Linked DNA regions of Homo sapiens: all the other regions are linked to region 1. A link is an interaction called in ENCODE POLR2A ChIA-PET data of the cell type or tissue named here. Cell type or tissue: A673. All regions are shown on one strand.

Region 1 (4,000 bases):
GCCAAGGCTGTGCTAGAACAGAACCCACAGGGTGGCTCTACGGCAAGAGTCTAGGTGAGTAAGACTATACCAGACAATGGCACATAGAAGGAGACCGTCTCCATCCAAGAGTAAAAGAGTCACCAGTTCTGTCTACCTAGGCCTCCTGAAGAAAAGCCTTCTCCATGGAGAAAGGAGCCCTCATAATCAAGTGTAATAGGGGAGGTGGTATGAGAGACTTCCAAAAGACCACCTAAGGGAAGAAAAAACAAAACAAAACACCATTTAGGAAGGAAACAGCAAAGGGACTGTATGAGTGTGGCCTAGCCCTATGGACACATCAACAGAGCCTGGAGAAAAATTACAGCTACAGCAGCTGGACATTTCTAAAACTTTTACACCTTTTCTATACTGATTAATTTTATTGTTCTTTTATAACAATATGCAATAAAAACAGAAAATGTACCCAAAAGAAACTACACTGAAATAACCTGGATTTTAACTCCAGTTCTTCTATTAATGTACTATGTCTTCTCCCAAAATTCCTTCTTCACTTTGGGCCTTGGTGACGCTTCTATAAAATGAGATGGATAAGCAACAAAAAACTCTCTGGCCTTAATGCAAAGAACTCATGTACTTGGTTTTAATGAGAGCAAAGACGTTGGGAAAGTTGGGTAGCTGGGCTGTATACCACGGCTGGTCTAAAGACAGAAATATCCCAACAGAAAAAGTAGGTACTTGTAGCTATCTAGGCAAAGAATGGAACCACAAATTGGGTCAAGTCCAGGAGTTGAAACAGGCCACTCAATATGCTGATTTCTAATAAAACAGCTCCCTGAACATAGGCAGTAGGCTTTGTTTTTAATGAGACTACCAGACTGAGGGAAGTTCTATACTTAGGACAGCTTCTAAGGACGAAGGTGAAAGAAAAGGAAGAAAGACAATAGGGAATCATTTAGAAAACTACTACATAGCTACATTCAGAAGTAGTCTGGATATGTCCCATTGACATGTGTGTATTTTACAATTATTAGAAGAAAAAAACTAAAGATCACTGAAGAAGCAACTGATGCCACAACTTTGTAGCTAATTCTAGAAACTACAATATGTATCTCTTAAGGCAAGAAGTTTTTTTTTTAAACATAAATGATCTTTCAATAAAAGAAGAAGGGGGTAGCTCATTCAATGATTCACCCTTGATTAAAAGAAGACAAACTAAAAAAAAAAAAAACAGATACTGACAAAGCTGCAGGGAAAAGAGAACACTTATACACTGTTGGCAGGAGTGTAAATTAGTTCAACCGTTGTGGAAAGCAGTGTGGTGATTCCTCAAAGAACTAAAAACAGAACAACCATTCGACTCAACAATCCCATTATTGGGTATATACCCAAAGGAATATACAGTGTTCTACCATAAAGACAGATGGATGAGTATGTTCGCTGCAGCATTATTCACAATAGCAAAGACATGGAATCAAGCTAAATGCCCATCAGTGGCACACTGGATAAAGAAAATGTGATACATATACACCGCAGAATACTATGTGGCCATAAAAAAGAACGAGATCATGTCCTTTGCAGGAACATGGCTGGAGCTGGAGGCCACTATTCTTAGCAAACTAATGCAGGAACAGAAAACCAAACACTGCATGTTCTCTCTTATAAGTGGGAGCTAAATGATGAGAACACATGGACACAAAGAGGGTAACAACAGACACGGGCCTACTTGAGGGTGAAGGGTAGGAGGAGGGAGAGGAGCAGAAAAAATAACTATTGTTATAGTACTTGGGTGATGAAATAATCTGTACAACAAATCCCTGTGACACGAGTTTAACTATATAACAAACCTGCACATGTACCCCTGAACCTAAAACAAAAGTTAAAAAAAATTTTTTTTTAAAGATGACAAATTGCAAGGGAAAGGAGCATGTAAAAATATAGTAGATCATCTACCTGATCTTTCTTCTTCCCTGGCCACAAGAGGAAGCAACTACTGAGACTTCTGATGTCAGAAGCCTTTGTAGGAAAAAGGGAAAAGGAAGGTCTAGATAACTAATTGGTGGTATTTGTGGGAAGGAGTGGGGAATGAGAAGGTACTTGAACTCTCTTCTCTCTTTAAGAACAGTCAGTTACAGGCTACACTGAGCAGCTTAAAATGACTCTGGTACAATCACACAGGTCTGAAACTCCCAAACAAGAAGCACGGACAGAACATACAGAGCTCAGAAAGGGGTGTTACTTATATCCTGACTACAGTGGAATGGAATAAGTAGATGACTCACAACAGCTGGAGCAGGATCAAGCCTAGGAGTAACTTAATCAGCCACACCATCAACAATGGAATGGATAGAATGAATAAGATCTAGTATTGATAGCACAGCAGGGTGACTACAGTCAACAACAATTTATTGCACATTTTAAAATAACGAAAAGAGTGTAAGTGGATTGTAACAAAAAGAAAGGATAACTGCTTGAAGTGATGGATACCCCATTTACCCTGATGTGAGTATTACACACTGTATGCCTGTATCAAAATATCTAATGTAACCCATAAATAGACACACCTAGTATGTACCTACAAAAATTAAAAACAAATGAAATGGAAAGAAAATGTTTCCAAATGCAGATATTTTTCTAATTTCCTCTTTGTTCTACTTAAAGAGTATTTCACCACTATGAAAAGATGGACCAGAAATTATAGAGGCAAGGATGAGAAGGCCCCAAAGCTCCCTCCCCTGCACCAGGGTAACCATTCTGCAAAGTTCCCTCTTCTGCCTCCAAGGAATCCATCAGCAGAGTTCTCTCCTCTGCCTCAGAGAACCAACCAACCTATAGTGGAACCTTTTCCTTCCCCAGGATGCAGCTTATGAAGCTGGTTCCCCTGCTTCCCAGGGGAAAAGCTAAAAGCATCAAGAGATACTGAATAAAATCCACAGAAACCTTGCAGTGAATTACTTACCCTTCCGGGAGCCACTGAGGCAGAGAGGGGTCACCATCATCTGGAATCTTTAAAAAGAGATAGGAAACAAGTTAGATCCTGGGAAAGATGGGAGATTGCCTGTAATCTGAGCAGCGAGCAGTAGAGTACAAGCCCAGAGCAGTGTAAGTCACATTCACCATGTGGTGACAGCCTGTCTGACATCTAAACCAATGTCCTGATCAGTCAGGGCAACAAGCAGGCTGCTGAAATGAGTGGTACCTGTCTCCTTGGTGAATAGGAGATAGGGCAAAGCTCACTGAGTTTGCAGGGCTGAAGTCTACTGGAATGGCAGAACTCATATCACTCTTATATGAGCCATTAGTGTAGACAGCAGTAAACCAAGCACAGGAGAAGGGCCTACTTAGGCTTCCAGGCCTCACTAAAGCAAAAGGACACCTTCATATAGAGTCCAGTCTTCTTCCAGCTATATTCCTAAACTCCCTTAATGTCCCAGAGTCAGACCTGGTCTCTCTGGATTCCTATCTCATTTTGTGGTTGGATTTAGTTTGGGTGCCTTGAACCTCTGACTCACTGACACTAAGTATATTCTCTCTATTTAATAAATTCTACATAACAAGAGAACCCAGGGTAGATTAGACACTTGGATTATCATTCTAGTGAATTCTATAGGCCCTAGAATGAGAAGTCGAAACTTGAGACACCAAATAATTCAAGGAAGGGAACAGTTCAAAAATCACCTTTTAAAGGTTTCTGTACCAAAAGAAAACAAAATAAACAAAAGCAAATCCTTCAAGCAGCATGCAGAAAGGTCCAAAGCTGCCAGAGTGCTCCAGAGGTCCAATAGCACATGCTTTTTTCAGGCTAACAGGTCTGGGGCTTCCTGCCCCTCCTTGTTTTCTTCCACTCCCAACAACTTCCCTGCCTCCTAACTATCCTGGAGCAAATGAGCTCCAGAAGGGAGGCAGAATTAAGGTGCTTAGCTTTGAACAGTGAGTGATGTTTTGGAGAGCTAAAGTGGGGAGAAGTTATGGATAACAATGAGGCAATACAGAGGAGAATAGGGACAGATAGGACAGAGCT
Region 2 (4,000 bases), 1.2 Mb after region 1:
AAAAATTTCCTGTTACACTTTTCTGTATTTCATGAAGGACACTATAAACTATGGTAGTTACATAAGTACGGATTCCCAATGATCTAAGAGTATGCCTTTCATAAATGTCAAAGGTATACTATTTGTATAAATAAACAGTATTTGTGTTGTATTTTTAATCTGGTGGTTGTAAACAGTATTTGTAGTGTATTTTTAATCTGGTGGTTGTTTTACATTTCTTTTTTTTTTTTTTTAGTGAACCCAAATTACTCAGATGTTTTATATTTCAGTGTGATCCTCGCCCAGATCAAATACTTGACTCCTTAGAAGAATAATTCCTAAAGTCAAAGTAATCACTAGTCTTCTCATTGAAAAAAAGAAAAAATGTTTTTTAGCAGCTTTAATACACAACATAGAAAAATCAATGCCACCAAGATGTATATATGTATTTATACATATACCTTAAGTCATAAGGGTTTAATGGTAGATAGGAGACACACAAGTCCAAGGAACTGGACAGTTTTGTTTTTTTTTTTAAAAAAAGCAAAAAACATTCTTCTAAGATGTTTCCATATCAACTCTTCCACAATCTACAATTATTCTTGATAAGATAGGAGACACACAAGTCCAAGGAACCGGACAGAGTTTAAAAAAAAAAGCAAAATACATTCCTCTGTTTCCATATCAGCTCTTCCACAATCCACAACTATTCTTGATAAAGCCCAACACTGTAAAAACTAGACATCAAAAAAAATTTGAATATATTTTAGTGAAAGTGCTAACAGCTTAGACTGAATGACACACTATCAATTGTATATAATACTGTCCACACAAAGAAAGGTCTCATTGTCAAATCACATTAACATTTAATAAGATGCACATCTCATTCACAAATCTGTTGGTGTCTCAGTTTGGACAATGTATGAAACCCACATGTAAGGCACAATCCAACCTCCTTTTAAAACCCTGTGGCCCTATAACTCCAAAGATAATAAGAAAGCAACTTCTAAGAAGTCTGCCTTTGTAATCAAGCAAATATTGGAAATAAATGTCAGATGAGATATACCACATTATAGATAGGTATACTACTGTATTTATTAAAACAACATGCCTGGCAGCAAAGAAGGATTTCCCAAATTTGATACAACAAGCACAAACCAGCCGGGCGCAGTGGCTCACGCCTGTAATCCCAGCACTTTGGGAGGCCCAGGCGGGTGGATCACCTGAGGTCAGGAGTTCAAGACCAGCCTGACCAATATGATGAAACCCTGTCTCTACTAAAAATACAGAAATTAGCTGGGCGTGGTGGCAGGCACCTGTAATCCCAGCTACTCGGGAGGCTGAGACAGGAGAATTGCTTGAACCCAGGAGGCGGAGGCTGCAGTGAGCCAAGATCACGCCATTGCACTCCCGCATGGGCAACAAGAGCGAAACTCCATCTCAAAAAATAAAAAATAAAAAATAAAAAAAAACACAAAACACAAACCATGAAAGACTGAAAAATTCAGTTCATTACAATTAGGAGCTTTTCTCACCAGAAGACTATGAAGAGATGAAAAGACAAGTCACAAATTGGGAAAGGATATTTGCAACCTATAAATTAACAAATAATTAGTATCCAGAATATATAAAGAACTCTTAAAAATAAATCAGAAAAAGAGAAAAGACCAAAAAAATAGGCAACGAAATTGAATATACACTTCGCAGAAGCACAAATGACCAACGAAAATACATGAAAAGATGCCCAGCTTCAGGAAATGCTGATAAAAAACACTATAGATACAATTTCAAACCCACCAGATTAGAAAAAAAAAATTAATTTAAAATCTGACAATATCAAGTGTTGAGGAGGAAGTGAAGCAGCCAAAACACACACTGCTGGCTCTTGACTCAGTAACCACAAGATTAACAATTACCATGAGCCAATTCAGTGACTCAAAACACTGGAAGTGTTTGGTAAGCATTAAGCAACTGATAATGACCAATCAAGCATTCTGAGAACACATGAGGATTACTGCCAAATACAAATTTTGGCCCTTAATGAACCGGATCCAATCTGACTCAGCAATATAAAAAAGAAACTTTCAGTCATTTATCCAGTTTATCCAGTTTATTTTGTGAAGTACAAAATAATCAGGTATTCATTTCCTCCTAGAATTCTGATGACATAATGTGACTAAAATTTTAATGAACTATTTATCATTCCAGTTACACTATTATTTCAATGAGAACAAGCAGTTCACAATGGTATTACTTTAAAACTAGTGCTTATACCTTATAGGAATTGGAATGGTCCTGTGACCACCTAAGAGGGGCAAAATGGCATAAAAGAATGCAGCATAGGCATTGAGGTTGGACAGATTTCAGTTCAAATTCAGTCTACCTAGTTGTAACCTTAGTTAAGTTACACAACCTCTGTGATCCTGTTTCCTCAATACATAAAAAGCACGCATAACACAACCTACCTACCTAATTCAAGTGTGAGAACTGAATGTGTTTGTTTGTTTGTTTTTCTTTTTTTGAGACAGAGATGCGTTCTGTCAGCCAGGCTGGAGTGCAGTGGCATGATCTAGGCTTACTGCCACCACCGCCTCCCAGGTTCAAGCAATTCTCCTGCCTCAGCCTCCTGAGTAGCTGGGATTACAGGCACCTGCCACCACGCCCAGCTAATTTTTGTCTTTTTAGTAGAGACGGGGTTTCACCGTGTTGGCCAGACTGGTCTTGAAATCCTGACCTCAGGTGATCCACCTGCCTGGGCCTCCCCAAGTGCCAGGATTACAGGCATGACCCACAGCACCCGCCCGAGATTATTTCTTTTGAGGTAGGATCTTGCTCTGTTGCCCAGGCTGGAGTGCAGGGGCATGATCTCAGCTCACTGCAGCCTCGACTTCCTGAGCTCAGGTGATCCTCCTACCTCAGCCTCTCGTGTACCTGGGACTACAGGCATGAACCACCAATCCCAGCTAATTTTTCTGTGACTTCTGTAGAGACAGGTCTCACTGTGTTGTCCAGGCTGGTCTTGAACTTCTGGGCTCAAGCAATCCGCCCGCCTGGGATTCCCAAACTGCTGGGACTACAGGCATGAGCCACTGTGTCTGGCCAAGAACTGAGATTATGTAAAGTGTTTTAACAGGGCCGAGTGCAGTGGCTCATGCCTGTAATCCCAGCACTTTGGGAGGCCGAGGCAGGCAGATCACCTGAGGTCCGAAGTTCGAGACCAGCCTGGTGAATAAGGTGAAACACCATCTCTACTAAAAATACAAAAATTAGCAGGCGTGGTGGCAGGCGCCTGTAATCCCAGCTACTAGGGAGGCTGACACAGGAGAATCGCTTGAACTCGGGAGGTAGAGGTTGCAGTGAGCCGAGATCACACCATTGCACTCCAGCCTGGGGAATAAGAGCGAGACTTCATCTCAAAAAAAAAAAAAAAAAAAAAAAAAGGATTGGCTGGGCGCGGTGGCGCACGCCTGTAATCCCAGCACTTTGGGAGGCCGAGGTGGGAGGATCACGAGGTCAAGAGATCAAGACCATCCTGGCCAACATGGTGAAACCTTGTCTCTACTAAAAATACAAAAATTAGCCGGACATGGTGGCACACCATCTGTAGTCCCAGCTACTCAGGAGGCTGAGGCAGGAGAATCTCTTGAACCTGGGAGGTGGAGGTTACAGTGAGCCGAGATTGTGCCACTGCACTCCAGCCTGGCAACAGAGCGAGACTCTCTTTTTTTTTTTTTTTCAGACGGAGTCTCGCTCTATTGCCCAGGCTGGAGTGCAGTGGCGTGATCTTGGCTCACTGCAAGCTCCACCTCCCGGGTTCACGCCATTCTCCTGCCTCAGCCTCCCGAGTAGCTGGGACTACAGGTGCCCGCCACCAGGCCCGGCTAATTTTTTCTATTTTTAGTAGAGACAGGGTTTCACCGTGTTAGCCAGGATGGTCTCGATCTCCTGACCTTGTGATCCGCCCGCCTCGGCCTCCCAAAGTGCTGGGATTACAGACCTGAGCCACCGCGCCCGGCCCAGA
Region 3 (4,000 bases), 200 kb after region 1:
GGCACCTGTAGTCCCACCTACTTGGGAGGCTGAGGCAGGAGAATCTCTTGAACCTGGGAGATGGAGGTTACAGTGGGCCAAGATTGAGCCACTGCATTCCAGCCGGGGTAAAAGAATGAGACTCCATCTCAAAAAAAAAGGAGCCAGGCACAGTGGTTCATGCCTGTAATCCCAGCACTTTGGGAGGCTGAGGCGGGCAGACCACTTGACTCCACAGGTTGAAGATTAGCCTGGGTAAAGTGACAAAACCCTGTCTCTACAAAAAATACAAAAATTAGCCATGTATGGTTGCACAAGCATACAGTCCCAGCTACTCAGGAGGCTGAGGTGGAAGAATCACCTGAGCTTGGCAAGATTGAGGCTGCAGTGAGCCCTGATTAGCACCATGGCACTCTAGCCTAAGCAACAGAATAAGAACCTGTCTCAAAAAAAAAGAGAAGGTATATATAAAATACCCCCAAACTCAAAGACTCTTGCTTTAAATGCACAGTGGCTCATGACTATAATCCCAGCATTTTAGGAGGCTGAGGCAGAAGGATTGCTTGAGCCCAAGAGTTCAAGACCAGCCTGGGCAACATAGCAAGACCCCATCTCTAAAAAAAATTTTTTTTTAATTAGCCAAGCATGGTAGTTCACACCTGTAGTCCCAGGTACTCAGAAGGCTGAAATGAGCATATCACTTGATCCCAGGAGGTCGAGGCTGCAGAGAGCCATGTTCGCACCATTGCACTCCAGCCTGGGCAACAGAGCAAGATCCAGTCTCAAAAAACTAATCATAAAATAAGGCTGGGCGTGGTGGCTCACATCTGTAATCCCAACACTTTGGGAGGCCGCAGTGGGCAGATCACTTGAGGTCAGGAGTTAGAGACCAGCCTGGCCAACATGGTGAAACCCCATCTCTACTAAAAATACAAAAATTAGCTAGGCGTGGTGGTGGACACCTGTAGTCCCAGCTACTCAGGAGACTGAGTCAGGAGAATCGCTTGAACCTGGGAGGCAGAGGTTGCAGTAAGCTGAGATTGCACCACTGCACTCCAACCTGGGCAACAGAACGAGACTCCATCTCAAAAACAAAACAAAAAAAAAACAGTAATAATAACAATGTGAAAATAAATGTTAAAACAAGACAGTGCAGTTATTTCCCTACTCAAGGAAGAACTTAATTTATTCTGCTTATTCCAAATCAGACCTAATAATCCTAATGGATTATTTGAGTTTATATAAGAACACTGTATAACAGACATTTTAAAACCTATCTAGATTCCGTGGCCTCTTATCTACAATACAGATTTGTGTCATAAACATGCACAGAGAAAGTATCCAACAAATATTTACTAATGATACACAGCCCAAACTTTAAACAAACTCAAAGTCTGAAATACACAGCACAGGTAAATAGGATAAAAATTAAGCTTATTGGCCTAAAGAGCCCAACTTTCAGAAACCCCATTTTTAGAAACTAAATTACAGAATACGCTACTTATAAGGAACAGAACAGTTTATAACAATAGCATAGCAGAGCAAATTGGTCCTTTCCCCCATCACTGCCTGGCTCACACAAAGCACAATCAACTTCCTGAGGCCCTAAGTGAAAGGAACACAGCCACAGCTCTGCTCTAAGGGCAGGGACTACTAGAACCACGATCGATGGAAGCCCAGCAAAAAGGAGTTAGCTGAGGCAGATGACAATAACATTCAGCAGGGGGTGGCAGGATGGGGGAAGGAGATGAGAAGTATCTGACCAACCTATACCTATGTCTGAAAACTCTAATATCATTACCATTCCTACTTTCCACAATGGCTGTAAACCGAAATATATTTTTGGACTTTCCCTAGAGTAGAATCAATGCACAATCAACGTGTCTAGTTAGATGGATGATTAATGATAAGCCATGAACTTTTTGAGATGGCTCTGTTACCCAGGCTAGAATGCAGTGGCATGAACATGGCTCACTACACCCTCAATCTCTTGGACTCAAGCCATCCTCCTGCCTCGCCTCCCAAGTAGCTGAGACTACCGGCATGCGTCAACACGCACAGCTAATTTTTAAATATTTTTTTAGTAGGAATGGGGTCTTGCTATGTTGCCCAGGCTGGTCTCAAACTCCTGGATGCAAGTGATTCTCTTGCCTCAGCCTCCCAAAGTACTGGGATTACAGGCATGAGCCACCTCACCTGTCCAGTAACGAGTTTTTTAAAGGGCAAATCATAATATAAATCAACTTGGTCCTGTTACCATTCACCAGTGACATTGTTTTGTTCTGTTTTAAAAATGCAGTCGGGCACAGTGGCTCACACCTGTTAATCCCAACACTTTAGGAGACTGAGACAGGCAGATTGCTTGAGCCCAGGAGTTCAAGACCACCCTGGGAAACATAGCAAAACCCTGTCTCTACAAGAAAGCCTGTAGTTCCAGCTACTCAGGAGTCTAAGGTGAGAGCATCACCTGAGCCCAGGGAGGTCAAGACTGCAGTGAGCCGTGATCATGCCACTGCACCCCAGCCTGGGCAACAGAGTGAGACCCTGTATCAAAAAAAAAAAAAAAAGCAAGTAATACATGTTCATATGGAAAATAAAATACAAATAAGAAAGAAAAGTACATGGAAATCACAGGTCAAACTTACTTACAAGAGCAGAGTCTTTGGTCTTTTCAACAGGCATAGAAAAATATTACCTGCTGCTGAAGGATCTGCCTCTAATTGAGGATGTTGATCTGAGACACCGAGGCATTTGGTCCAACTGAGTATAATTATATGCCAAAGAAAACAGCAATGAGAAAATTACACATAAAGTCCAGGTGGAAAGCTAATTGGAGATCTCCAAACATATAACAAAAACCATCTATGGAGTGGGAGGAGGGTAAGGACTGAAAACTACCTATTTGGGTATTATGCTGATTACCTGGGTGACAAAATTATCTGTATATGAAACCCCTGCAATATGGCAATATGCAATTTACCCATGTAACAAACCTGCATATGTACCCCTTGAACTTAAAAGTTGGAAAGAAAAAAATTAATAATAAAAAAACTGGTCAGGTGCAGTGGCTCACACCTGTAATCCTAGCATTTTGGGAGGCCAAGGTGGGCAGATCACTTGAGTCCAGAAGTTCAAGACCAGCCTGGGCAAAATAGGGCAATTCCATCCTACAAAAAGTAGAAAAATTAGTCAGGCATGGTGGCATGCACTTGTAGTCCCAGCTACTCAGGAGACTGAGATGGGAGGACAGATTGAGCCCAGGAGTTTGAGGATGCAGTGAGCCACGATCGTACTACTGCACTCCAGCCTGGGTGACAATGCAAGACCCTGTCTCAAAAATAAAAACAAATGTTTAAAAACCATCTACAGGCTGGACGTGGTGGCTCACGCCTGTAATCCCAGCACTCTGGGGGGCCGAGGAGGGCAGATCACAAGGTCAGGAGTTCAACACCAGCCTGGCCAACATAGTGAAACCCCCTTCTCTACTAAAAATACAAAAAAAAAAAAAAAAAAAAATTAGCCAGGCATGGTGGCAGGCACCTGTAATCCCAGCTACTCAAGAGGCTGAGGCAGGATAATTGCTTGAACCCAGGAGGCAGAGGTTGCAGTGAGCAGAGAGGGCGCCACTGCACTCCAGCCTGAGCAACAGTGTGAGACTCCATCTCAAAAAAAAAAAAAAAAAAACCTACAAAGATGTTCATTGTAGCACTGTTTGTAATAGTGAAAAGAAAAATATCCTGAATATCATCAATATAAAACTGTTTAAATTATGTATGCTTATATAACAGAATACTCTGCAGCCATTCAAAAGAATGGTATAGACCAGGGTGTCCAACCTTTTGGCTACCCTGGGCCACAGTGGAAGAAGAATTATCTCGGGCCATGCATAAAATACATTAACACTGGCCAGGCGCTCATGCCTGTAATCTCAGCACTTTGCAAGGCCAAGGCAGGCGGATCATGAAGTAAGGTGATCGAGACCATCCTGGCTAACAAGGTGAAACCCTGTCTCTACTAAAAA

What was found. ChIA-PET counts read pairs that join two places held together with the same protein. Peaks named below come from ENCODE experiments on the same cell type or tissue, not always from the same donor. Only the 100,000 strongest peaks of a DNase experiment are listed, where the experiment ranks them.
Region 2: POLR2A ChIA-PET joins it to region 1 with 5 read pairs; 1 of 35 experiments calls an interaction of 5 or more read pairs at or near these places.
Region 3: POLR2A ChIA-PET joins it to region 1 with 8 read pairs; 3 of 35 experiments call an interaction of 5 or more read pairs at or near these places.

Annotation. Positions count from the first base shown.
Region 1 is chr9:35,365,932-35,369,931 of GRCh38, reverse strand. It overlaps UNC13B (unc-13 homolog B), which reads right to left. Exons shown (of 40, transcript NM_001371189.2): 12 at 2,939-2,985. Among named protein-coding and RNA genes, the nearest start is that of RUSC2, 120 kb to the left of the region's middle. In A673, no CTCF peak of the experiment used is centred here; a DNase peak (open chromatin) is centred at 2,261.
Region 2 is chr9:34,184,346-34,188,345 of GRCh38, reverse strand. All of the region lies in intron 1 of UBAP1 (ubiquitin associated protein 1), which reads right to left. It overlaps LOC114224 (a long non-coding RNA gene), which reads right to left and starts at 2,071. Exons shown (of 1, transcript XR_158845.6): 1 at 214-2,071. In A673, no CTCF peak of the experiment used is centred here; a DNase peak (open chromatin) is centred at 1,895; H3K27ac peaks cover 973 bases.
Region 3 is chr9:35,167,250-35,171,249 of GRCh38, reverse strand. All of the region lies in intron 1 of UNC13B (unc-13 homolog B), which reads right to left. Among named protein-coding and RNA genes, the nearest start is that of UNC13B, 7.2 kb to the right of the region's middle. In A673, no CTCF peak of the experiment used is centred here; no DNase peak of the experiment used is centred here.